Regions from separate parts of the Homo sapiens genome. Here all the other regions are linked to region 2. Evidence: read pairs that join two places in POLR2A ChIA-PET (ENCODE). Cell type or tissue: MCF 10A. All regions are shown on one strand. Links, peaks and the distances in the headings refer to the core of each region. The heading gives the core; the rest is flanking DNA.

Region 1 (8,043 bases), core at 2,396-7,395, 400 kb after region 2:
CATGTATGTGGGCACATGAATATGAGAGTTTGTATCTAGCAAATGAGCACATGTGGATTCTGTGCTCCAATGTGTATGCAGGCCTGCCTCCATATGTGTAAGCCTGAGTGTATACACATGCATGTTTATTCATGCACCTGCTCTGAGAACATATGCATATCTATGTGCAGGTCTAGAGCTTCAACATTACCCCAGAAATAGCTTTCATTAAACTATGGGCGATTCCATAAAAATTGCCTCGCCTAGAGGCTGCTGCTTCTATAAACACTTGTTCTGGTAATTATGATATATTTACTGGTAAGTTCAATTGAGAACAGATGAAAGGTGAAAGAACTAACTGTTCATTAATTGCAAACAGTACCAATGTCCCAAGACAATGATGCCCAAAGTGTCCTCCTCCACCACACACAGACACACAGACACAGACACACACACACACATACACACACTTCCCACCACCATACTCCTCTGCCAGAGATTGAAATGAGCAACAAAGCTGCAGTTTCTCTCTGACACCCTTGTCATCATGTTTGTACTTGTGCATCTCCAAATTCCCATCACCCATCTCTTTGCCTGGGGATGCAAAGAGAGCATCTTATGGCTGGAGAACATGAAGCACACCCTTGTAAATGTAACTACCCTCTGCAGAGGGATTTAGAGAGGAAACTGTCATCAAAGATGACTATGTCCCACTCCTCCATACTTCCCCCCACCCGAGTGTTTCAGATAAGGCATAGTGGACTTACGAAGTTTGGTGACAAAAATACAAATTTCAGCACCAGATAGGTGGGGACTCAAGTTCTAGTTCCTCCACAGGGTGACACTGAGCAAATAGTAACCACTCTGGGCTTTACTCATCTCTGACCTGCAGATAATAGTAACCCATGCTTCATAGAGTTAAGTGAAATGTAATAATGAAACTAATCTCACAGTTTGGTTACACTTCTGCTTTGTGACCTTCCTGCCCATTGTCCACAGAAAGGGACATTTGTGCCATGCTCTGGCTCCCAGAACACAAAGGAGGATGGGTGTCAAGCCCTGCAATGGGAAGCACATCCCTTCTCTGTCCACTCAGGACAGGCAGAAGTGAGCCCCCAGGCCAGTCCAGGTCCATGATCTCTCTAGAGTAAAGCTCAGGTACCTGTAACACCAGCAGAAGCAGGGAAGTGAAGGTGCCAGATCCAGAGAAGAAACAAAGGGACACCAAGAGTGAGCTAAGGGCAGCTGTGGCTCCTGAATCCGATGGAGTCCTGGGCTATGATCAATGTCTGCCTCATGCTCCAAAGCTCTGAAATGGGCACCTTGTAGTCTCCCACCCTGCTGTCCATTTACTGCAAGGAGTCCAAGCCTAGGTAAGATATACAGATCTCCAAAAAAGAAAACACAACAATATAAATGTTGGACTTGTGGATTTCATCTCCCTTCTTATGCTGAAACTGGCTTCTTCCAGAAAGTACCAGGGCTCCTCCCATTGCCTCCAAAGCTGTCCCTCCAGCCCAAAGACAACATCCCTTTTTGATACAAATACGAAAGAATGTGTAATGAGTGGCTGGTATATTTCATGAAAGTAACTTCACATGAAAGAATGCAGAGAGGCAGCTAAAACTGAGTTTGGCTTCATAACAAATCATTAATATAGGTGATTTTCCACATTGAAGTAGTAACTTATTTCATGTATTCTATTTCTTCCAAGTGAGAACACTGAGCTCTGATTTTCTTATCTAAATGCATCTTTTAGGAGGCATTCTGGGATAATGTATATAATGCATCTTTTATTATCCTAAAAGATAGGATAATATAAGATGCATCTTTTAGTATGCATCTTTTAGGATAATATGTGTAAGACAACGGAGAAAGACATTAAGAAGACTAAGTGTGAGGCACAGGAAATTGACAGAACGTGGTAACGGTGTTCAGAAATGAAGGAGGCATACGGAGGATGCGGAGGAGATACGGAATATGTGCTCCCCAGTTGGAAGAGGTGCTCTCCATGGTCTGGACACATGCTCCAAGAGGCAGGAACTATAGAAAGAATAAAATTTCAGCAGTAGTAGCTGCCGCCTTCGCCAAAATAAGGCTAGGCTTCTAGGCCGGGAACGCCCAGCCTGGGAAGCCGAGTAAGGGCTACTTCCACGGACCAGGTACTCCCTGGACGCAGAACTGTCCCTTCACTGCAGCTGGATTGTCTTCTGAGTGTACTGGGCTAGGCAACAGCACAGAGCAGCTTTACCAACCAGATTGATTTCTTTTAGGAGGGCTGCTGGAAACCATGCTGCCTAATGGATGTGCCATTTGAGGACTTTTATTTTGTTGGGGGGGAGGAAGAGCAGAGCAAACCTCTAATCTTCTCTTCCTTACATAACAAATCCAAACACAACTATCTCTGGGATGGGAGGCCAGGCCAGCAGACTGCAGGCTGCAGAGGGAAGGGTTACGCAAGAAGCCAGTTCAGAGTTTTCCTTTCTGAAAACAGAAGGGCCTGGAGTGCAGATTTTGCACCTGAAAGCCTGCAAGGGAATGACCAGAAACTCTAAACCCACTGTCTCCAGAAGCCAGGACAGGAAGAGCTTGGGGAGTGGGGATGAGAGAGCAAGAGAGTAGGGGGTTTGCCTGGTGTGGCAGAAGCTGCAACTCCAGGTCACAGAGAAAGCCAAGTGACCAGCCTGGTGGATCTGGCGTGGTTCCTGGCAGCTCCCACTGCAGTATGGGTCCAAGAGGCCTCTGGGCGGGCACAGGCTGAAGCAGTGGGTAGGAGTCGAGTGCCCTCTGACAGGCAGGGGCGTTGTCCTGCCACAGAAATGCCCAGAGACCCGGGACTGAGGGAAGCCTGCCTGGTTCACTGAAAGAGGGATCTGGGTCCAGGGCCCAGGCTCAGCTTCCCCGGAGATCCCTTCCCGGAGAACCGACTGGTGCCGGTTCCCCCGCAGCGGGGCGCCGATCCCCAGCGAACCTCGCCACTGGGGGAACCTGGAAGGGAAAAGCGGGATAGTTGGAGCGGTCAAGACGAGAGCCCGGAGCAGCGGGCCCTGGTCCTAGTGCTGCGCGGTGGCTCGGGGGACTCCAGAGTCTCATTCCCCCGCGCCGCACACTCCAGCCACCTCGGGACCCCGCTCGGCAGCCCTTCCCCGCCAGGCAGCGCCGAGATAAAAAACAGAAGAGAAATCAAAACAGAAGGAGAAAGTTTTCTGAAATGAAAGAGGTTACGAAGGAAGGGCTAAAAGAATGGGAAATGTCAAAGAAAGAAAAAGGATGCCAGGAGGCAAGGGAATGGTGCCTAGGCTCCCACCCGTCCCCGCGCACAAGGACCCGAGGCTCCCGGCAAGCCCAGCTGAGCGCCTTCCCCGACCCGCCTCTCTGAAAGTGGCGGCGGCGGATCCAGTCCGCACAGCCTCCCGCACACCCCCCAGAGATCCGGGGTCGCAAGAGGCGGGATTCGCGCCGGACTAGACTGCAGCTGCTCCAGCCACGGGCGCGGTCCGAAGGGAAGCCCTCGTCCGGGGGCCTGCTGTGCCCCGTGCGTGCGTCCGGGTGTCTGAGCGTGCCTGTCTCTGAGTGCGTCTCCGGGTGCAGGCGCCAGCCTGTCTACGTGGGACGGGTGCTGACTTGGAAGACTCCCGGCCCTGGAGGATTTTCCCCCGGGGATGTGAAGGATTGCAAGGAGCCCGCGAGCCGCAGGGAGCGGTGGGAACGGAAAAGGAGGATGACGGTGGCGGGGTGCTGCTAGGGTGGGACGTGCCCGAGGGCCTTGGGACTCGGTTCTCTTTTCCTGGGCTTGTGGGCTCTGGGGCATCACGGCGGGTCGGGACGACAGGCTACAGGCGGAGACGCAGCCGGGGCTTGCCTGATGTGCGAGTCCGCCCTGGAGGCTCCGGAAGCCCGGGCCTCCTCCAAGGAGCTGCCGGTTCCGCCTGACTCTCGCCTGCTTGCGCCCCGGGCCGGTTAGTGCTCACTTGGAGGGTTGATGCGGGGACTGACAGTGCCTCAATGTCAGTCCCCGCACCATCAATGTGGGTATCAATGAGGGCATCAATGTGTGCAGGATGTGTCTGTGTATCTGTGTGTCAGTGTATCACTAAGACTGTGTTCTGGGATTGTCAGATTCTCCGAGAGGCAGCTGGTCACTCCAAACCGGCTTGAACCACTTTGTCTTCTGGATGCAATGTTGATGGTATTGGTCACTGGGTCGATGTCTGTGCTTCTGTGCTCTGGGGAAGAAAAGCCAACACTTTGGAGTTTGCAACCCTCCCCAGCTCAGAGGCTAAGGATGGAGAATGTCAGTCCGCTTGGGACGATTCCAAAGGGAGTCAGGCCGCCGGATTTAGGGTCTCCACCAGCCAGGAGTTCGTGATCTTTTTGGTCTCTGGAGCCATGCAGTGGGATTTCCTCTGGCACCCTACCTGAGCGAAGCCTCTTTCACCACAAAGAGGATACATGTGTACATGTGAAAACATTCTGTGCAGGAGCATGTGTGTATGCAGTTACCCAACTAATCAAAGCCCCTTGCTCCTTCATTCATGCACATGGGGACAAAGGTTCCACAGAGCCAGGCTCAGCTGCCCTCTCCTCCCAGATCACAGCCAAAGCCTTCCCCACCGGACACATCTTTCATCTTTCTGCCAGTGAAATCAACTGGGCCTAGGAATTAAATTCGAGCTAGAATTCCAAGCTTCTCTCCTATTGAACAACACCAACACACTATATAAATGTACATGAATGTTAATGTTATCTGTATCCCAAATTTTTAGGTCCCCTTCCTCTTCTCTAGACCTCAGCCATCACTACCTCCAGGCTTCCAGGGATCCAGGCCAAAATTCCCTGTTAGTTTCACTCTCCTTTTCCTTCTCCCAGCTCAGATTCCCAGCTGGGGCTCCACTTCATGGGTCTCCTACACCTCCCCATTTGGGTTCTGAAACTCCATGAGCCAGAGAACCCCAGGAACTAAACGCTAAGCCTCCTGGACTGCAGATAATGAGTCTAAGGAGACCGGAGCCCCTCGGAGCTAGCCATTGCCAAAGGATCACAAAAACTCTACAGGGGTTGGAGATCCTACTCCATGTCCCAGGGGTGTCTGAGGCCAACCCTGAGTTATAGACAGGACTCCAAGGAGGCTGAGAGGGGTTGGGGGTGACCTAGGTGGGCACCACTCTTCCAAGAATACGGAAAAGGAAAGGTTCTAGGGCCACCTCCCAGTCAGGGATCTCCAGGCTGCAGCCAAAGCTGCTGCACTGGAGTGATGACCCAAACCCCTCCAACACCCAATTCAAGGAGCCACTAAAATTCAGACTCGGCCACACAGTGCCCATCTGCAGAACTGAGGAATCCATGCCTCAGCGCCAGTGCACCCGAGGCATACTACCGTCAAAAACACAAGTCCACACAGAGAGGTGTCCTGCCTGGAGGGTTTTGCACCCCAAGATCCAGTGCTGGGTTGTACCTGCTTCTATCAGCTTTGGGGTGAGGGAGACAGGCCCCATTCAGAGAAGGTATCTGGCTCTGGGCAGCTCCAGTTGCTCCCAGAGAGATGTGCTGGGTAGGAGAAAGGAGACTTGCACCCCAGGCAGGAAGGCAAAGGCCCGGGTCAGCTGGGCCAGAGCGCCAAAAAGACCCAGCTTCCCCATCAAGGTGGCAGCTCTTGGCTTCCTAGTCTCCATCAATCACTATTTCAGAGCAGACAGACTAGCAAGTCAGTTCTGGTGGCCAAGCCTGAAAGCACTGAAAAAGTGGCGTGTGCCCCACACCCAGGGACTCCAAGGCTGTTTGGACCTGCGCCCTCTCAGCTCATAATCCAGCTCTCTTGACCAGGGTCTGTACCTAGGGTGGGAAGCAGAGAACACATTTGAGGCTCATGTACACACACACTCAGACACTCAAGGAAGGGATTTGCTAGGGCTTGGTTTGCTATTCCATTGGCCATGGGGTGAGAGTAACCCAAAGTTGATGCGACTCTTGAGGAAGCAAGAGAAGAAAGTCAAAATCATGCGAACGCAGAGTCCTCTAAATAAACACCATTTCCATGGTTTTAATAAGCAAAATAGGAAACCATTTTAATAACCAAAAAACAGAAACCAGTCTGAATAAAACTACAATAGACTAGGTTTTAATATTTTCATATCATAAGCAGGGTTTGAAATTGATCCCTTATTTTACATGAAATAAAAACAATTTCTGTTGCGGCAGGTTTGATTTCAACACAGTTGAATCTGTAAAAACCAAAGCTCGTTTCTGATGCAGGACAAATATCCACAATATTTAAAACTGCAAGCACCATGCGGTTCATACAATCTTGTTATTACTGTTAATTTATCAACTAATACAAACTCAAAAATGCATCCGGCCAGCAGCGCCAGCAATTTCAAATGGGAACTTAAAAATACACTTTTATTTTGGTATTTTTGTCAGTGCAACTTAAATCCTTTTACTGACCTGCAGAAAAAAAAAAGTAATAATAAAGAAAAACACCCATATCTTCCCTATAACTACTATACAACTGAAGAATTGAAGGGGGGGGACACCACCAAGAACTCTTCCTACTATCTCAAAAGCAGGGAAAGAAACGCAATGCATTGGTCTAAAGAACGCACTTGAAAGTTGCAAAATTACTTGCCAATGTTTGGGTTTCTGGTACATTCTGAGCATAGCAGTTGGTTCAGTGCAGTGTCTGCTTACCAGTGCACTGCCAGGGTCAGGGATGGCTAAGCCTCTCACCCTAGGAGCGCTGTGGCTCCTACAATTAGCGCAGGCCCAGAGGGTTCAGAAGGGACCTCAGGGTGATTCTGGTTACAATAAAAAGCAGAGGGGAGGATCTGTTTTCCTTTCCTTTCCTTTCTTATTAAGGGTATCAATTTGACCATAAGACAAGGCTGTAGTCCAGAACACTCCTCTGGGGTGCGGAGCTTGGCAGCTTCCCTGCCCTGCCCTGCCCTTGTACTGGGACCTCTCGGTTCTCTCTCTCAGCACCAACAAGGTTGAAAACTAAAGCGAGAGAGGAAAAAGAGGACCGAATGGGGATAAGGGAAGGAAAGAAAACATGCAACTTCCAAGTGTGCCCCAAGACAAAGTTGTTTTCTGATGCAAAATGCCCGGAACTTTTTCTTTTTTTTTTTCTTTTTAACTTACAAACAAAAATACCGTAATAATAAACCCAAACAAAGACCCTCAGCTTGCTGCCACGTTCTCTATGCGGTTTGGCGGGGCGGGTATTTACAAGCCTACAGCTGGGACTGAAACCCCGCACGCAGCCGCCGGAGTTTCCAAACTGCGATCCCTTCTCACCCAAAGAAACAAGGGGAGTATGATCCATGATCAACAACATGCTAAAGTTAAACAAGAAAATGGTACAAAATAGAAATTATTACCATACATGTCCAGCATGCAGGATTAATATTTTTAATGCAGATTTTTTGTATTTTTCTATATAATCGAGCAGGCAATAAAACTGATGAGATTTGGGCGCCGAGCGTCCTAACTGAGGCCTGTGTCTCAGGGCTGAGAGCCAGTGTTCTCCGAACTCTGACAGACAGGTCCGTCTGTCCTTCCTTCTTTCGCTCAGCCTCGCCTCTCGCCTGCCGGGACGCCAGAGTCCCTCTCCTTTCCTCGTTGCTCTCTTCCTGGCGCGGACTACTCTCCGGGCAGCAAAGCAGCTGTCCCGGCTTAACGCGCAAAGTTCAGAAAGCCAGGAGTCTCCAGATGGCCTTGGTGACTTCTCGGGACTATGCCTCGCCGCCCTTCAGCCTGGAGAGAAGTTACTCCGGGACCTCCCACCCTCTCGTCTCTCTCTCCGGCTCTGCTCGAGTCTAGGAGGCGGCGCTGGCGTGCGCTACTCTCGCCTTAGCCAAGGTCCCCTGCCCGCCCGCGCACCCGCCCGTCGCCCGCGGCCCGCGCGCCCTTCCTCCCTCTCGCTCAAGTCAAACAGGTCAAGGCTGGGGCCGCGGCAGGGACAGGGTCCGGGGTAGTCTGGGACTAGGGACGTGGGACAGGGAGTCCGGGCCGGGGCAAGGGCGGGGGCCAGGACCGGCCACGACTCACAGAAAGAACTCGGGAGAG
Region 2 (8,043 bases), core at 1,111-6,110:
AACTAGGTCAGGGCAGGCAAGGACAGATGCCCTAATGTCTTGGGTGAGGCCACCTCCTGGAAACTAGAAACCCGAGTGTTGGGTGCCCAAATGTTAAAACACAAGAGCTCCCGTTAAATAACTCTGACTAGACAGATGTGAGTCAATAGGTCAAAAAGGATCAAGAGCCATAGAGTTGAATATACTCAGAGCCACTTGGCAAGCAAGAAAAAAAAAAAGAAGGCTGTCCAAGGAGACCTTGTGTGTGTGCGCGCGTGCGCACATGTGTATAAATATCTATACTCTATAGCCAGTGAGGGATAAGACAGAGCAACAACGCAGCATGAGTATGTTTGATTCCTCTACAATGCAAGATTTCTAACATTTATAAAACAGTTGACTCTCATTTTCCTTTTTTAATGACACAATTTCTTAAGTCAACATAACCTGACAAAATATGTTCAACTTTGGACGTGCATAAAAAGTCTTACAAAGTTATACATTCAATCAAACAGATTTACGTACCATTTTTAAGGACAAAATAGCAGACTCACGATATCAGGTTAGCCCCAGATCTTCTGAGACTCATGATTCCCCTATCAATAGGACATACACTTTGAAGCAGCTATCAGTAATTTTTAAAGAAGACTTCCCATGTGAATCAAAGGGGGTTGATTCAGAGCCAAGCCACCTGTAGGGAGTGTAGCACAAGCTGCCACCACCTCACCCTGAATGGATAAAGATATTCATGCTTCAAATCTAGGGCCCCAGCACACGCCCCAGGTGTGGCAATATTGAGGCGCAATAGTCCTGTCAAGGAATGCAGGTGACTGTTAAATTGGTTTGCTGGAGCCAAGAAATTGTCTTTAGCAAATGAGGACACCTCCTTGAAAAATAAAGACCTCAGCCAAAAGTGCCAGGAACTCTCTTGCTCCCAAAGTAAGGTAATTTTCTATCTTAAATAGCCAGTCCTGGCCCCAGTGAACTTTGCAAGCAGGTAACTAGAGCATTCTCTAAGAAAAAAAAAAATTATTTCTCACACTGACATGTTCTTTCTTTCACTTTATTATCATTCCAGGTACAGAACTGAGTATAGGGGCAAATGAGTCTAAATGAAGGAACTTTCTAGTCCCCAAACAGGGTGTGGTATATAATAGGCTCCCCATAAATTTGCAGAGGCTTTCTGATTGACTGTGTTCCACTTTGGGCAAATAAACCGAAGCCATTTGTTCTCTGCCTGATGCTACCTCTGCACACTGTTGTTTCAAGCATGTTTCTAAAATGTTCTCTTTGCTGACAAGAATTGAATACATCAAAATGTAATAACATTCTCGTAGATATTTCTTTTTTGATGCTTTCTAAACAAATTACCCATTCCAACATAGAGATTAATTAGAAATATGCTTTCATTTCAGCTTGTCCGTGTGTCTGTCTGTCTGACAGGCTAGTAGCATCTTTGCATCATACCAGCCAAATCCACAATAAATCTAGTCATGCCCAAAGGTGGGTTTCAATGTGTTCAGGAGCTTGAGCTAGGAAACTCAGGATGAGCATAATGGAAGGTGGAAATACTATGGATAATTTAGCAAACATTTTGGGAAAACATCAGATTTTCCACAAGTGTGGGATTCATCAGCGTTAGAGAAGGAATGCTGGGTGCATCTTCGCACATCCACAATGCACACAATTTGAGACTGGCACTTGCCTTCTCTTAGCCCATCAGGCTCTGCAAACACACAGGCTGCAGAGAGAGGAGAGAATGTACAACCTAAAAGGAGCTTCTCTTCTTTTCTCTTGAAGGCATTTAACCCCTTGGCACTTCAGAGATTTTCTGCTTTAGGCCTGAAGCTAAAGATGAGGATAGGTTATGTTGCTGAACAAAATGAGAAATTCTTCTCCCCGAGACAGAAAGGTGGGCTGGACCGCCTTTTGAGGTTTGGTGGTAGTTGCTTTGAGGAGATGCTATCTGAAAGATCAACTGCGCAAGGGTTGATCTATGAGGCACATGACCGCAGTGCTTGCCTGCCTGAACAACATGGTCCCTGCCCAGTTTCTTCTTATAGGTGAGTCAAATAGATTGCTCCAAATTTTGCCATTTGGGAGTAACTGCATTTATGACTGATCGTGTCCCCCGAACAAAGTCACTGAGGCAAACCCAGCCCCACAGCATATCTGCCCTGGTTATAAGCATTTCCCTACCACCTATTGTAAGCTCAGAGCAGTGCTGGGTGATTTCACAGGGAGCCACCAAATATTTCGAGTTCTTTATCTTGATCCTCCTGGCAGCCTTTCACACAGGTACTGCAGGGAGGTCCTTACTAAGTCCAGAGCTAGGTGCTGGGGATACAGAGATGAGCAAAAACCAAGGTGAAGGGCTCAGAATCCAGTTAGGGGAATGGACACTCACCCCAAAATCACATCAACTAATGTGCTATTCCACAATGACTCAAGTGCTTGGAGGGGGAGGACCAGGGTCCTAGGCAAGTTCTGGGAAGCATAGCACAGTGGTTAAGGTTAGAGACATCTGCCCAGAGTCCAATCTCAGCTCTGCCTGCTTTGCTATGAGATCTCAGCCAAATCGTTTGGTATCTCTGTGCTTTATGTGTAAAACAAGACTCCTAATAGCACCTGCATCATGCGGTCAGTATAGGAGTAAGTGAGATATTTGCAAAACGCCTAGAATAGTGCAATGTACGTATGCAGCTAAGGAACATGCAGCTATGGAGATCTGTGAGGGACAAACCATTATTCTTATTTTGGTGATGAGAAACTGAAGTTCAGGTAGATGATCTGACTACCCCAAGGTCATATACTCTGTGTACCTGGGCGGCTACCTCTGCTGCCCCCCAAATCTGGCAATCCACTCCTTCACCATGCTGCCTCCTGTCTTGGCAAAGGAGCATGTCAGGGAGCCCCAGCCTCGGGCAGGGCTCAGCTATCACCACCACAGAAGCAGCCTCACTATCATAACACATCTCTGTTTAAGAAACATAAACCACCCTTTGGCAGCTTCTCAAGTACATGTCAGAGCCATTAAAGAGCTCCCTCCCCTCACCCCACTTTTCTGCTTTGACTGTAAGACCTAGCCTTACAGGGAAACACACAAGAGCTTACCCAACAGGTTTCCCCAACAACCATGCCAGAGCAGGCAGGCCCCAAGGAGCCCAGGTCTGGGAGGGCCCACCCTCCTGGCTGCCAATGCCCCCTCTGACCCGGGCGCCGGCGGCCTCCCTCTCCTCCTGTCTGAACCTGCTGCCTGGGAAGGGCTGATGTCACTAATCTTGCCCTTGTAGCTGCAGGCCATCTCAGGCTCCCAAACGCGATTACCCACACCACCAGCTTCACGCAGGCCCTGCCTCCTTCCCCCTGGCACCTCTCCAGCTGTGGCTGAGAGCCCAGCTTGGTAAAGGGATGGCCTGGCCCAGTGGTGAGTGTCCCGGCCGGGCAACTTGGCGCAAGCCTGACAAGTAGCATCTGTGCTTGTGGAACCTAGCAGCAAGAGCTGGGCCAAAGAGCTGAGTTCCAAAGCTGGGCCTGCAGAGGACAGAAGAGACTCTGGAAATGAGATGACAGGATCAGAACAGGTCACAAATCTTCAGGGAGTTATTCTAAGAAGAAATCACACCCAGTTCCCAAACTGAGTGTAAATGACTCCTCGGAAAACCATTAACGGTGCCCACCTTTCCATTTCTCATTAGTAGCCTCCTTGCATCCTGGACTATATTGGGGACATATCATGTTCACATTCTCCACTGATGGGAGCTGAGGCCATACTCAGAATTTCCCAAGGGCTCCTGAGGACAGTAAAGGTGGTGAGAAGGCAGGTGTTTGGCTCAGAGTTGGCAGAACAAGCAGGGACTCCAGAGGGCAATCAGATTTAGTGCAATAAAAAAAAAAAAAACATTAAAATGAAAGCAGTAACAATAGCTCACATTTGTCAAGCTCCCACTCTATCTCAGGATCTATGCAAAATACTTTATGCACATGAGCTCACTGAAACCTCACAACCACTGGGAAGGTGGATGTTGATATTTTTCATCTTACAGATGAGGAAACCTGAATCTAATGGAGAAGAAATTACTTGGCTGAAGCTATTCAGATGCTAAGTGGCTGACCTGAAATTCAAAACCTGGTATGCCTGACCCCAGGACAGACCCTTCCATGAATAATAGGGGCCAGGGGTCTCTCTGCTCCTCCTCATGAGCTATTGTGTCATGGTTTTACAAACAGCAGAAACTCATCTTTTTGCTTCTAATCCACCTGGATCTCTGATGCTTTAAGTCCAATACCAGATAGGTAAGTTTGACACATCTTTGGGGGTTGCAACTGACCAAATACTAGTCATTGACCAGGTAATGGGCAGCTTAGAAGCTCTGGAGTCAGATGTGAAAATGTTTCCCAACTATGCAATTAATAGTCTGGGTGAACTTGCTTGTGTTCATATACTTCTTTGAGCCAAAGGCTTCTTATCTATAAACCAGGACTAATTATCATTACATTAATAAGCAGGGAAGAGGTGGAGGAAAAATGGAGTAGACATTTGAAATACAATGGCAGACTAGATTGCAAACTCTAGGGAGGCAGGAAGCAATTACATCTTGTCCCTGCTGTACTTAGAGCATCCAGTTCCCTGCCTGCTAGACACTTTGTTCAATAAATTCTTTTGAAGAATCCATTTTACAAAATTACTTGCAAGTTTATGCAAATAGACACATTGGTTACATGTACTACCAATAAGAAACAATCCATATGACCATGGATGGAGCATAGCTAAACAAACGTGAGTTATTTCATGAAATCGAATGTGAGATAGTCATGAAAAGGAGCGAGAGAACTCTATCTGTAATCATGTAGAGAGGCAAGCAGGTATATAAATAGAGTGAGGGGATTGCAGAACAATTTGCATTTATGGCAAAGTGCCTAAAAGAGGGTCAAGAGAAGAATCCATACTAGTCTACTAAAAGTGGTTACTTCCACTTGAAATTAAAATTTCAAGAAGGAATGGTAAGTGGAGAAGGCGGTGTGGTTGCTGGTGTAGGAATATATTTACTTTTTGCCCTGTGCACTTTTGCATTTTTTAATTTGTTTTGACAACGAATCTGATATTTTTTGTTACACAAAAATGCAGTCAAAATTATTCACTCATTTTAAATAAGTGAATAGAAGAATAAACATCTCGAATGCCAAACATAAAATAGGCCCCACAAATGTTCATCTTTTTCTCTCCCTTCCCCTAAAGAATATTTATCATGTATCTGCATCTCTATGACCACAATAAGACATTCAAACATATGCAAAATCTTGCTAAAATTGGTTTTGCCCATCAGTGTGTGTGGCCCTGCAAAATCTGATGGCACCCAGCTTTGTGGAGTTTCCTGGCTATGTCTTAAAAGGACACATGACAGACAGCACAGCCATGGGTTTGCTCCAAAACAGAAACAGAAACTTGGATGCTTTGACAAAATTTGAAAAGGGATGGGTGGGCTCCTGGGATATCTAGCTTAGAAATAATTCTCATCGGAGGCTCTGCCATGACCTCAGTGCCAAGGAATATTCATTATCATGGACCTAGTGTCTTACCAAAGAGTCATAACTCTAAATTAGAAAACCTTAAGGCCCAAGAGAAAAGTGAAGAAGGGCAGAGTGGTAAGACAGGATCATTTCCAGAGCCAGTGAACAGTCATTCAACATAGCCAGGTCCCCTTCCAAAGGAACACGCCCTTGGTTGACTGCATTTGTGTATCTAATTATCGAGAGAAGTGGGCAACTTTTGTTTTGAGTCCCTACTATCTAGACCCAGCCATTTCCAAACAGACCTTGAACGTGGTGGAGGGGCAGAGAAAGAGCAGAAAGGTCAGAAACAAACATTTAGGAAACACTTACTTTGTTTCTGGAACCACTCTAGCTGTCTAACAAAGAAGGTCTCCTAGGACTTCGAAATACCTTAGGAGGTAAATTAGATTACCCCCATGTCACAGGTGGCTTAGAGAGGTTAAGTGATGATCCCACAGGGATTTAATAGCAGAGCCTGGAAGAAAATTTAGGTTTGTTTGACTCCAAAGCCCATCTTCACCCAATACAACATACCCAAAGCAAGGGAACACACATACACAAACACACAACTCTTTTTTTCACTGTAACTACTTATACAACTGGACTAGATTATAGAGGGTGATGTTTTCTTCCCAATGTTTCATACTCTCTGGGAAGAGTAAAAGACACATTGGACAGAGCAAGAATGTCACACTGTCATACATCATGCTGATATTCACTTCTTAGAAAATACTTTTGATATTGTATATGAAGTCTCATAAATATTCATTTTCCTAATCTCCTTATACCAATAGATGGTACTGTTTAACTCTCTGTGGAGAGCTGTGAGGCAGACATTGGCAAGGGATGAATCCCCAATCTCTGCTCCTCCCCAAAAGTTGACAGCCTGGTAGGATGGATATTTGGGTTGCTTTTATTTTGTGGTGAAATATTGCAGTAACTATTCCTGCTTTGCTTCTTCTTAGGTACTGTAGGAGTTTAAAAGTTCCTGAAAGAGCATCAGCTCAAACACATCAACTTACAAATGAAGAAAATGCAGACAGAGAAACGAAGTTCTTTCTTAATATTACATAGTAAGTCAGTGGAAGATCCTGGAGTAACTTATGCTCCATGGCTCCCTGACTCCAGGTAGTCAAATGTCTTGACAAACAGGGAAGCCTACTCCATGTGTTTTGTTAACAGATTTATTGACTTCAATGTATAATTTACATAATATTGAATTCACTTGTTTTAAGTGTACAGTTAAATGACTCTTTGTAAATTTATAAAATTGTACAATCATTGCCACCATCTAATTTTAGAACCTTTCCATCACCCTAGAAAACACACCTTGAGCCCACTTGTAAACAGCCCCTGATCCCACCCCTACCCCCAGAAAGCTGCAATCTACTTTTTGTCTCTATAGATTTGCATTTTCTGGATATTTCCATATGTAGACTCATACAATATATGGTATTATGTGTTTGTTTCTTTTTCACGTAGCATAATGTTTTAAGGTTCATCCATGTTGTTATGTGTATCCATACTCCACTTCTTTTTATTGGCAAATTGTTTTCTATAACATGGATATATCCCATTTTGTTTACCCATTTACTATTTAATGGATATTTGAGTTGTTTTCACTTTTTGGCATACTGGGTTTTAACCCACATGCCTACCCCAAATGACTGATCGTGGCTGCTATGTATATGAAGGATTTTGTGGCTATATCTAGACTCAATGGGAAGAGTGCCCTTGATGATTAGTTATTTCTGTCAGTGGAGAGGGAACAGAAAATGTGGGCATGCATACAAAGTATCATTACACTGTTTCCAAAGGGGTCTCTTCTTGTTTTAAATAAAGTAGTCACATTTCTCTCATGAAAAGAGTTAAAAGAAGGCAAGTCACTGCAATTGGGAAGAATCATGCTCATTTTTGGTGATGAGCATACCTTTTACATACAATTTACTACTGCACAATCAGTGGCTGGGGCTTCTTTAGCATATTTTTCTGGAAAGGCAATGGAGCCACATGGTCATGGCTCCTTCAGGCCAGTTTCTCACTGGGCTCAGGATTAACACCATTTATGTGGCCAAGGGTTGGTGAACTCAACCGCAGATAGCCCCAAGTGACTGATGAGTTAGCATTCCTGGTGATCTTGTCAACAGCCAAGTTGGGTCTTTTTTAATTTTTTTATTCTGTTTTTTTTTTTTTAAGTAAAACTAGGAAGATATATTATTTCCAGTTTTCCCTTGGGGATGGAAGTATAGACTTAACTATTTCAAAACTCAGTGGGCTTGGTGGTGTCTTTGTATTGTCATTTATAAGAAAAGAGATGGGAATTTGAGTGGGCCTGTTGGAAGAATGAGGAAATTGTGGTTTATGTAAATACATCCCAAGCAAAAAATCCAGTATTACTTTAGGATAATATAAAGAAAACACTGTTGTCAGGGGGAAAAATAGATAGAAAAAGAAAAAGTATTAGAGGATAAAGAAGAAGAGGAAGAAGGCAGAAATTGATAAAGGATAAAA
Region 3 (8,043 bases), core at 1,584-6,583, 280 kb after region 2:
CTGCCCTGATTTCTCACCACGAGTTAGCTTTGCCTGTTCTGGAACTTCACATTTGTGGAGTCACACAGATAAACACTTGTGTCTGGCTTTTTGTGCTCAGCAGGATATTTTTGAGATTCATTCATGTTGTTGTGAACAGATCAATAATCTGTTTATTTTAACTGCTGAGTTGTATCTCACTGTATAAATAGACCATAAATGTTTACCCATTATCCTGTTAATGAATATTTTGAACCATTTCCAATTTTAGGTTATTGTGATTAAAGCTGCTATGAATATTTTTGTAAATAATTTTTTGTGGATATATGTTTTCATTTCTCTCAGATAAATATCAAGAAATAGAATTACTAGGTCATAGGCTAGATGCACATTTAACTCTTTAAGAAACTGTCAAGTCATTTTTTAAAGTGGATGAACCATTCACAATCCACCCATGATGTTCTGGCGGCTCCACATGCTCACCAGCATCTGGACTTGTCTTTCCCATCTTTTTTGCTCTACACACTCTGGAAACTCAACTCAGAACTCTGTATTTACTTATTTTTTTATATTTTTAGAGACAGAGTCTCCCTCTGTTGCCCAGGCAGGAGTGCAATCACACAATCATAGCTCACTGCATCCTCAAACTCCTGGGCTCCAGGGATCCTCCCACCTCAGCCTCCCCAGTAGCTGGGATTAGAGGTGTGTGCCACTACACTCAGCTAGTTATCTTATTTTTTGTAGATATGAGGTCTCGCTCTGTTGCCCAGACTGGCCTAGAACTCCTGGCTTCAAGTGATCCTTCCACTTTGGCTCTCCAAAGTGCTGGGATTACAGCCATCACCCACTGTGTCCAGCTAGAGCTCTGTATCTTTTTAACTGGAAATGTTTAATCTAGGGTGTAAAGAATGCTTCAGGGAACCTCAGGTCCCTCCTAGAATTGTAGTTTAAAGTGTATGCATATTTGTGAGTGTCCATTTTTCTGAGAGAAGGAAATGCAGTTTTCAAAAACTAATGAAGTACAGCTCTAAGAAATACATTTACATTTGAAAAAACAATTCTTAAGAATCAATGGAGCTTTTCTTACCTTCTAAGATGGAACTAAACCCAGAAAGCAATCCACAAACTGCTCCTCCAGGGACAAAGGAGTGGTGGGAAGGATGGTCAAGGTTTCCTAGCAAGAGCCTCTTTAGGGCCTATTGGAGGCTTGCTCCATTAAGATTAAATCTTGCAAAGACTGTAGGCTGACAATACCTTTTGTCTAAGAGTAAGAAAGAGCCCTCCCCAGCCACACTTGCGGGCATTCCTCCTACTGATCTGGCTGTACCACAAAGGTGAACTATGATAAAACCACCTTTTCCCCCTTACAACCTACAGCCCCCAAACAGTATCCCCAGACAGCTTCAATATCACACCAGCACAACTGATGACTTTGAAATCTGCAGATCTACCTTCATCTGCGTAGACTCCAAATATCTCCTCAAAATGGACCTGCTTAGACCTTGGAAGCCCTGTCTGGATAAAGATCCCTTTTCCCTGCTGCAAAAGTGCCTAGCTCTGCTCTGTCCAATACAGAGCCACATGTGGCCAAGCCGCACTTGAAATGTGACTGGTCCAAATTGAGATGTGCTGACCCCGTGAAATACATACCAGATGTTAAACTTAGAATGAAGAGAGAAACATTTTAAAAGATCTCATTAAAAATTTTTCTATTGATTGGATGTTGAAGTGATCATATTTGGGATAAGTGGGTTAGATAGACTATTATTAAAAGTAATTTTACCTGCTTCTTTTTAAACTGTAACTACTAGAAAATTTAAAATGGCATATGTGTCTTGCATTATATATCTATTCTATCCCCTGATGTAGCTTATTCTGCTCTGCACGGACATACGTCCCAAAACTCAGGCCAGCTCTATGTGGCCATCATCACAACCTGGTAGATTAGATGCCCTGGGTCCGTCTCCCACCCCACCATCTGCAAGAACTTCAGCAGAACTTCTTGTGGTCTTTATACCGGGTGTCAAACAGTTAACACTAGCCCCTGGTGGTCTGCCCAGGTTCACAGGTCAAGCAAGCTGCTGCCTGTCCCTAAGCCCAACCATGAGCCTCAAAAGAAGCCCATGGCCATGCACTGATATGATGAAGAAGTGGCCAGCCAGCAACTAGTGACACAGCATCTGGTACTGAAGCCAATCAATGAAGTGCAAAGAACCCAGGAAGGGGGACCAACCAGCCTCCTTTGCCTGAGACTGGGGAGTTTCTGGGAAGTGGAATTTATAGGTTTTTTGGGTTTTTTTTAGATGAAGTTTCACTCTTGTCGCCCAGGCTGGAGTTCAATGACACAATCTCAGCTCACCGCAACCTCCGCCTCCCAGGTTCAAGCGATTCTCCCGCCTCAGCCTCCTGAGTAGCTGTGATTACGGGCATGTGCCACCAAGCCCGGCTAATTTTGTATTTTTAGTAGAGATGGGGTTTCTCCATGTTGGTCAGGCCGGTCTCAAATTCCCCGACCTCAGGTGATCTGCCTGCCTTAAAGTGCTGGGATTACAGGCATGAGCCACTGCGCCCTTCCAATTTTTAGTTTTTAAAACAAGGCAGGCCTAGGCAAGCGAAAATAAGCTGTTCACCCTAGACCCAGGTATGCACGTGAGACCTGATTCTCAGGGGTCCTAGGGCAGACCAACCCTCCCACCCACCAACAGAGCCTTGAGATATTTGTGGGATGTGCAGGGCAAATATAAAAATTCCAACCGCTGCAGGCCTCACCTGGGCCACTGCCTTCCCTGAAACAGGTGAAAACTGAAATTCTCAAGCCACACCCACTAGAGCAGCAGGAGGAAGAATGGGGGAAACCCTTTAGCAGTGATTTGGAATCCCACTGTGTCCCTCCTCCATGAGCTGTCTGTGTGTGACTGAGCAGCTCGCTTCCCTCACTCTCTGGGGGTGGGGTCAGGGTGGGGAGTCTGTCTGACTCACTGCCCAAGCCACAGGCCTGTCTGCTTGTCCCCAGACAGGGGACCTACCTACCCACTGTCCTTCAGCTCTGTTGTCAGCCACAGGCTGTGCCCAAGAGGGCACATGGGGTTGGTGTGGGGAGGAGGGTAGGTTTCCTTGGCTGAGGCAGAGGAAGTTGCTTTCTGTCTCAAGTTCTGCTCACAGGTCAGACATTACCGGCCTTGTGATCATCAATCTCCCATTGTGTCCTTTCAACACGTACCAGTGTCTTCAACACTAAGTCCCTTGCAGAGGGAATGGGATAGGGACCGAACCTCACATGCTTTTCTGCTTCCCTGTGGATTTGTGAGGCTGATATCCAGGTGAAGAGATCAAGTAGAGTTTTGTTCATTCACTCAAATGTTCACTGTGCCTAGTAACAGGCAGACACTGAGAAAATTGCTAGAAATACAACAATGAACAAAGTTCCTGCACTCATGATGCTTACTGTCTACTGGGGGAAACCAACGATAAAAGAGTCAGTACAAAAAAAATTAATAAGTGTTAGGGGAGGAGAAGAGCTGGGTACTGTGAGAACACATATCCAAGGATCTATCGTATTCTGGGCAATCATGGAGTACTTCCATGAGGAAGCATGGTTTATGTTGAGACCCAAAATGAGGAAGAGTTAACATATACTTAACTGTGTGCCCTAGACCTTCAAGGATGGGGACTGCCTCTCTGAGCAGCTGCAGGGAGGCCTCTGGAGAGGTCTCTACACTGTGATGCTGGGTTAGCCTTACCTATGAGCTGATACACGCAGGCCTCAGAGCAGGGCCTAGGTTGTCCCCATTCAGGGCGGATTCTAGGACCTCTCTGGAAGGAAGAGACCCCAGGCGTGGGAGAGTAGGACCTAGTCTCAGGAAGGAACACAGGCCCTAGATTAAGACTGTGGGCTCTCGAATCCAACAATCTGCATTTGAATTTCAGGGCCATCTCTGAGTCTGTTTCCTCATCTGTTAAATGGGAGCAAAACAGCACGTATTTCATAAAGCTGTGGTGAGAATTTTAAAAGGCAATCCATGGAGAGAGCTGAGGGTGGTGTCTGGCACACAGCAAATACCAAATAAAAAGTGAGATTTCCTGCTTTCAATTATTAGTGTTACAGTGAAGAAAGATACAAAGTGCTGTGGGAACCGACTACCTCCTATCATTTATCTTATAGGAACAATCATTTAAAAGAAACTCCAAAACTGGCAAAATGCCACATTGTGTCTCAAGGAAGAAATATTGGATCTGAGCCTGGAAGGGTGGCTATGTGACTTGCAGAGAAAAAGTATGAAGAAAGGCACGAAGACCAGAATGGGTGGGGCGCCTGCAGGAGCAGTGCCGGAGTGCTGGAGGGGAGAGGAGATGGCAGAGCGCCAGGCTAAAGGGCTGGGCAAGGCGGGGCAGGAGGAGCCGGAAGGCCCTGCTAACAACCTTTGCCTTCATCCTAAAGGCAGCGGCCAGGCTACTGAAGATTTGAGAGTTGGTTGGTGATCTGTTGGGGTTTGCATAGGCAGAATGGAGATTTCCTGGAAAAAAACAGGAAGCCAGGGACCAAGGAGGGGGCTGATGTGAGTATCTAAGGCCACCTCAGACATTTATCAGAACACCCAGGGCTGTTTCTTGGTTCTGTGCCTTGACAACACACTATGTCCTCTGCTTGGAATTTCAACAAACTTACCTTCCAAAAATTAATCAAGTAATTCATTTATTCAACTAGTATTAATTAAGCACTTATCCTGTGTGAAGCTCAGAATCTCTACTCTCAGGAAATTGATGGTCTGGTGCAGGGGCCAGCAAACTTTTTCTATAAAGAACCATAGAGTAAATATTTTAGGCTTTGTGGAACATAGGGTCTCTGTTACAACTCTACCATTGCAGAGCAAAATCACCCATAGACTATGGAAATGAATGAGCCTGGCTGCATTTCAATAAAACTTTATTTACAAAAACAGGCAGTGGGCCAGATTTGGCCCAAGGGCTGGTCAATTCCTGTTAAAATATAATATAAGCCATAAACATGAACCATTATCTATTTAAATTACATATGCAATTAAAAATGTTCTAGTAGCCACATTTTTAAAAGTAAAATAAATGAGTGAAATTAACTTTAATAATGTATTCTATTTGATGCAATATATCCAAAATATTATTTTAACATGTAATCAATATAAAAAATTATTAATGAGCTATTTCCTATTCTTTTTTATACTAAGCCTTTGAAATTTGATGCATATTTTACATTGACAGCACATGTCAATTAGGATTAGCCACATTTCAAGTGCTTGATAACTACATGCGACTGGTGGCCACCATATTGGATGGCACAGGTCTAGCAGGATAGTGGAGGGTGGCTAGGGGAGAGGACGAATGGCTGACTGATATTGGCTTAGGGCATAAATTAACTATGATACCAATCCAGCTTGCCCACTTGCTTGCTGGGTAATTTTTGGCATGGTTCTTACTAATCTGGGTATCTTTAGGCCCAAAGTAACAAATGAGGAGTTAGCTTTAGCCCCTAGGTTCCTTCCAGCTCAACAATGTAGAGATTCCAGACTCAGGGTTTAGTGGATGGAGTCAACAACTTGGATTTTCTTTGCTAAAAAGCACCTTGGATAGTACAATCATCTTGTACTGTCTTGTACTTGTATTCGCATAAGGCTTTCTGTGGCAACCCCACCATCCACATCTCCAGGGGCCTGTGAGGGTGGCTGTCTGCTCCTGAGGGGTCAGGGGATGTATACGTAAGGTAGAGAAGGGATAGGAGAATCGCCCTCTCCAGCTCTCTGAGAAAAACGTGCCCCCCTCAAACACACACAGGCACATACATGCATGCATGCACACACTCAAACACACACACAAGAACACACAGACACACATGCACACATGCATACACAGGGGCACACACACACACATGCACACACAGGTGCACACACAGGCACACACATGCACAGAGGTAACAGCTGTGATCTCCGGGCCTTAAGGTGCAGGACATGGGAACAGAAATACACTCCTCATGAGTCAGAGGGTGAGTCAGAATGTTCTGGAGAGCTTCAGAAGGGAGCAGCAGGAGGGGCTCATGGTGAGGAAGGGAGCCAGGTCCCTAGGGGAGAGGGAGGGAGAATGGTCAGGTTTCCCAGTCATAAAGCCAGGGAAACACGTCCTGTAAGGAATAGGGTCTGCTGCCTTGCCAATTTGGGTCCCGAAGGATAGCCTGTGCAGGGGAATGCAAAGTGAGGGGCATTAGGAGAAGGAGATGGCCTTTTGGGCTGCCAAGTAGGGAAGGATTCAGACAGGGGTGTATAAAGCCAGCTCTGTGAGACAGATCACCTGACCTCCGTGAAGGCTCAGTCTCAGACTGTCGCACTGCAGCAGCAGTGTTTCTTGAAGCCTGGGCTGCTGAGTGAGTGCATGGTTGTTGCTAACCCATGCTGAACTGGGGAAACTGAGGAAGAGGCCACACTGGTGTCCTATTTGGCCCAGGTTGGGACAGGTGAGATCAGTTCTGCATGGCAGGGATCTGTGGGATATACTGACTGTAGCCTAATTTAGGCACATGACCAGGGCTGGGGAACAGCTAAGCCACCTTGTGGGGCTGTCAGAGCTCAAGAGGGCTCGACAAACCATCAGATCCAGGCAGCAGTCTGGCAGAACTGGGTGGGAGGACAGGATGAGGACACCTTCAGGAGGAGCCAGGGATAATCTGCATCAGGAGCCAGACCAACCAAAAAGGGAGGGGACTGAGGGTCTTGACAGATGCAGCCAGGCTTGTGAAGTGGCCCCTACAGTGTGGTGCTGGGTTTGATCACCTCCTGGCTGACCCACTCAAGCCTAAGGGCAGAAACTAGGCTGTCCCTAGTCAAGACTGATTCCAGGATGTGGGATAAAGGGGTCCCTGCAGAAAGAACCCAGGGGACCCAGGCATGGGTAGAGGAAACTGAGTGGGCAGAAATGGCCCCTCCAACCCATTCCCCATCTGCCAGCTCTGTGTGCACAGTGTTCACATCACCCTGTCTTAGTTTGGGTTCCCTGGAGAGCAGAGCCTGCGATAAGGCCTTTGGTACAGGTAGTTGATTTGGGAGATGACCCCAGGAAGTACTCCAATGAGTACTGAAATACTCCAATGAACATTTCCTTCGAGCATCATGTTTCTGCTTTAAAAGTTTCAGATTTTGGAGCATTTTGGATTTTGGATTTTCAGATTTGGGATGCTCAGACTGTATATGGGAATATTACTGAGATCCTTACTGTAGGCAAAGGGGGCTTGGGTGTACCAGGATCTCTAGGAAGTGTACAGAAGGCCTCCCAGAATTTTCCACCTGAAAAACAGGAAGCTGGGACCTTTATCCACTAGTCTCCATGGCTTTATGGTTGAAGGCTGCCCCCAAGAGGGCTCACTTCCTGCCATCCCCTCCCCTGTAACTCTGGAGAAAGCTGTGGGGCAGGATGAGGAAAGATGTGGAGTGCACTGGAGGTGGGAGTCAGGCTGTGCTGCCCTCTCACAGCTGTGCACCCCTCCCATGGCTTGAAATAAACTTCAGACTCCTTCCCATGGCTTACAAGTCAATTTAAGCCCTGGCCCCTGCCTGCTTTTCCAACCCCATCTCCCTCCTCCCTCCCCCTTGCTCATAATGTCATAGCTACAGGTACTGATGAACAGCCATACTGGTCCCCTTTCCATTCCCAGAAACTACCATGCTCCAGAGACTTTGCATGAAACTCTGCAACACATGGTTACAATGGTCAACTCCTTCTCAACCTCAGGTCTCAGAAAACTATCCCCCCCCTTAGTGAGATCTCCCCGATAAATGAATCTACCTGAGGTCAAATCCCCCTGTATTCTCTCCCATATCCCAGGAACGTGCTAGTAAATGTTAACAAATCGTTCTCAAAGAAAAACAAAAGCCCTCATTTGTTGTGTCTCCTAATTTTCATAATGTAAATATTCCCATCATGGTCAATATCAAGCTAGCAACATGTGGTCACTGAATATGGTTTTAGGCAAAGAAGTACAACAATGCACAAACTATTATATATTATTTTCATCGTATAGATACAATAGAAGTAAAATAATTGAGT

What was found. ChIA-PET counts read pairs that join two places held together with the same protein. Peaks named below come from ENCODE experiments on the same cell type or tissue, not always from the same donor. Only the 100,000 strongest peaks of a DNase experiment are listed, where the experiment ranks them.
Region 1: POLR2A ChIA-PET joins it to region 2 with 30 read pairs; 5 of 35 experiments call an interaction of 5 or more read pairs at or near these places.
Region 3: POLR2A ChIA-PET joins it to region 2 with 26 read pairs; 2 of 35 experiments call an interaction of 5 or more read pairs at or near these places.

The regions. Positions count from the first base shown.
Region 1 is chr20:40,679,858-40,687,900 of GRCh38, forward strand. MAFB (MAF bZIP transcription factor B) reads right to left here. Exons shown (of 1, transcript NM_005461.5): 1 at 5,991-8,043. The coding sequence ends at 8,022. Among named protein-coding and RNA genes, the nearest start is that of MAFB, 5.4 kb to the right of the region's middle. RefSeq lists an enhancer at 750-809. In MCF 10A, for the core only: no CTCF peak of the experiment used is centred there; no DNase peak of the experiment used is centred there.
Region 2 is chr20:40,284,074-40,292,116 of GRCh38, forward strand. No RefSeq gene overlaps it. Among named protein-coding and RNA genes, the nearest start is that of LINC01370, 280 kb to the left of the region's middle. In MCF 10A, for the core only: no CTCF peak of the experiment used is centred there; a DNase peak (open chromatin) is centred at 3,218.
Region 3 is chr20:40,559,245-40,567,287 of GRCh38, forward strand. No RefSeq gene overlaps it. Among named protein-coding and RNA genes, the nearest start is that of MAFB, 130 kb to the right of the region's middle. In MCF 10A, for the core only: no CTCF peak of the experiment used is centred there; DNase peaks (open chromatin) are centred at 4,227 and 5,997.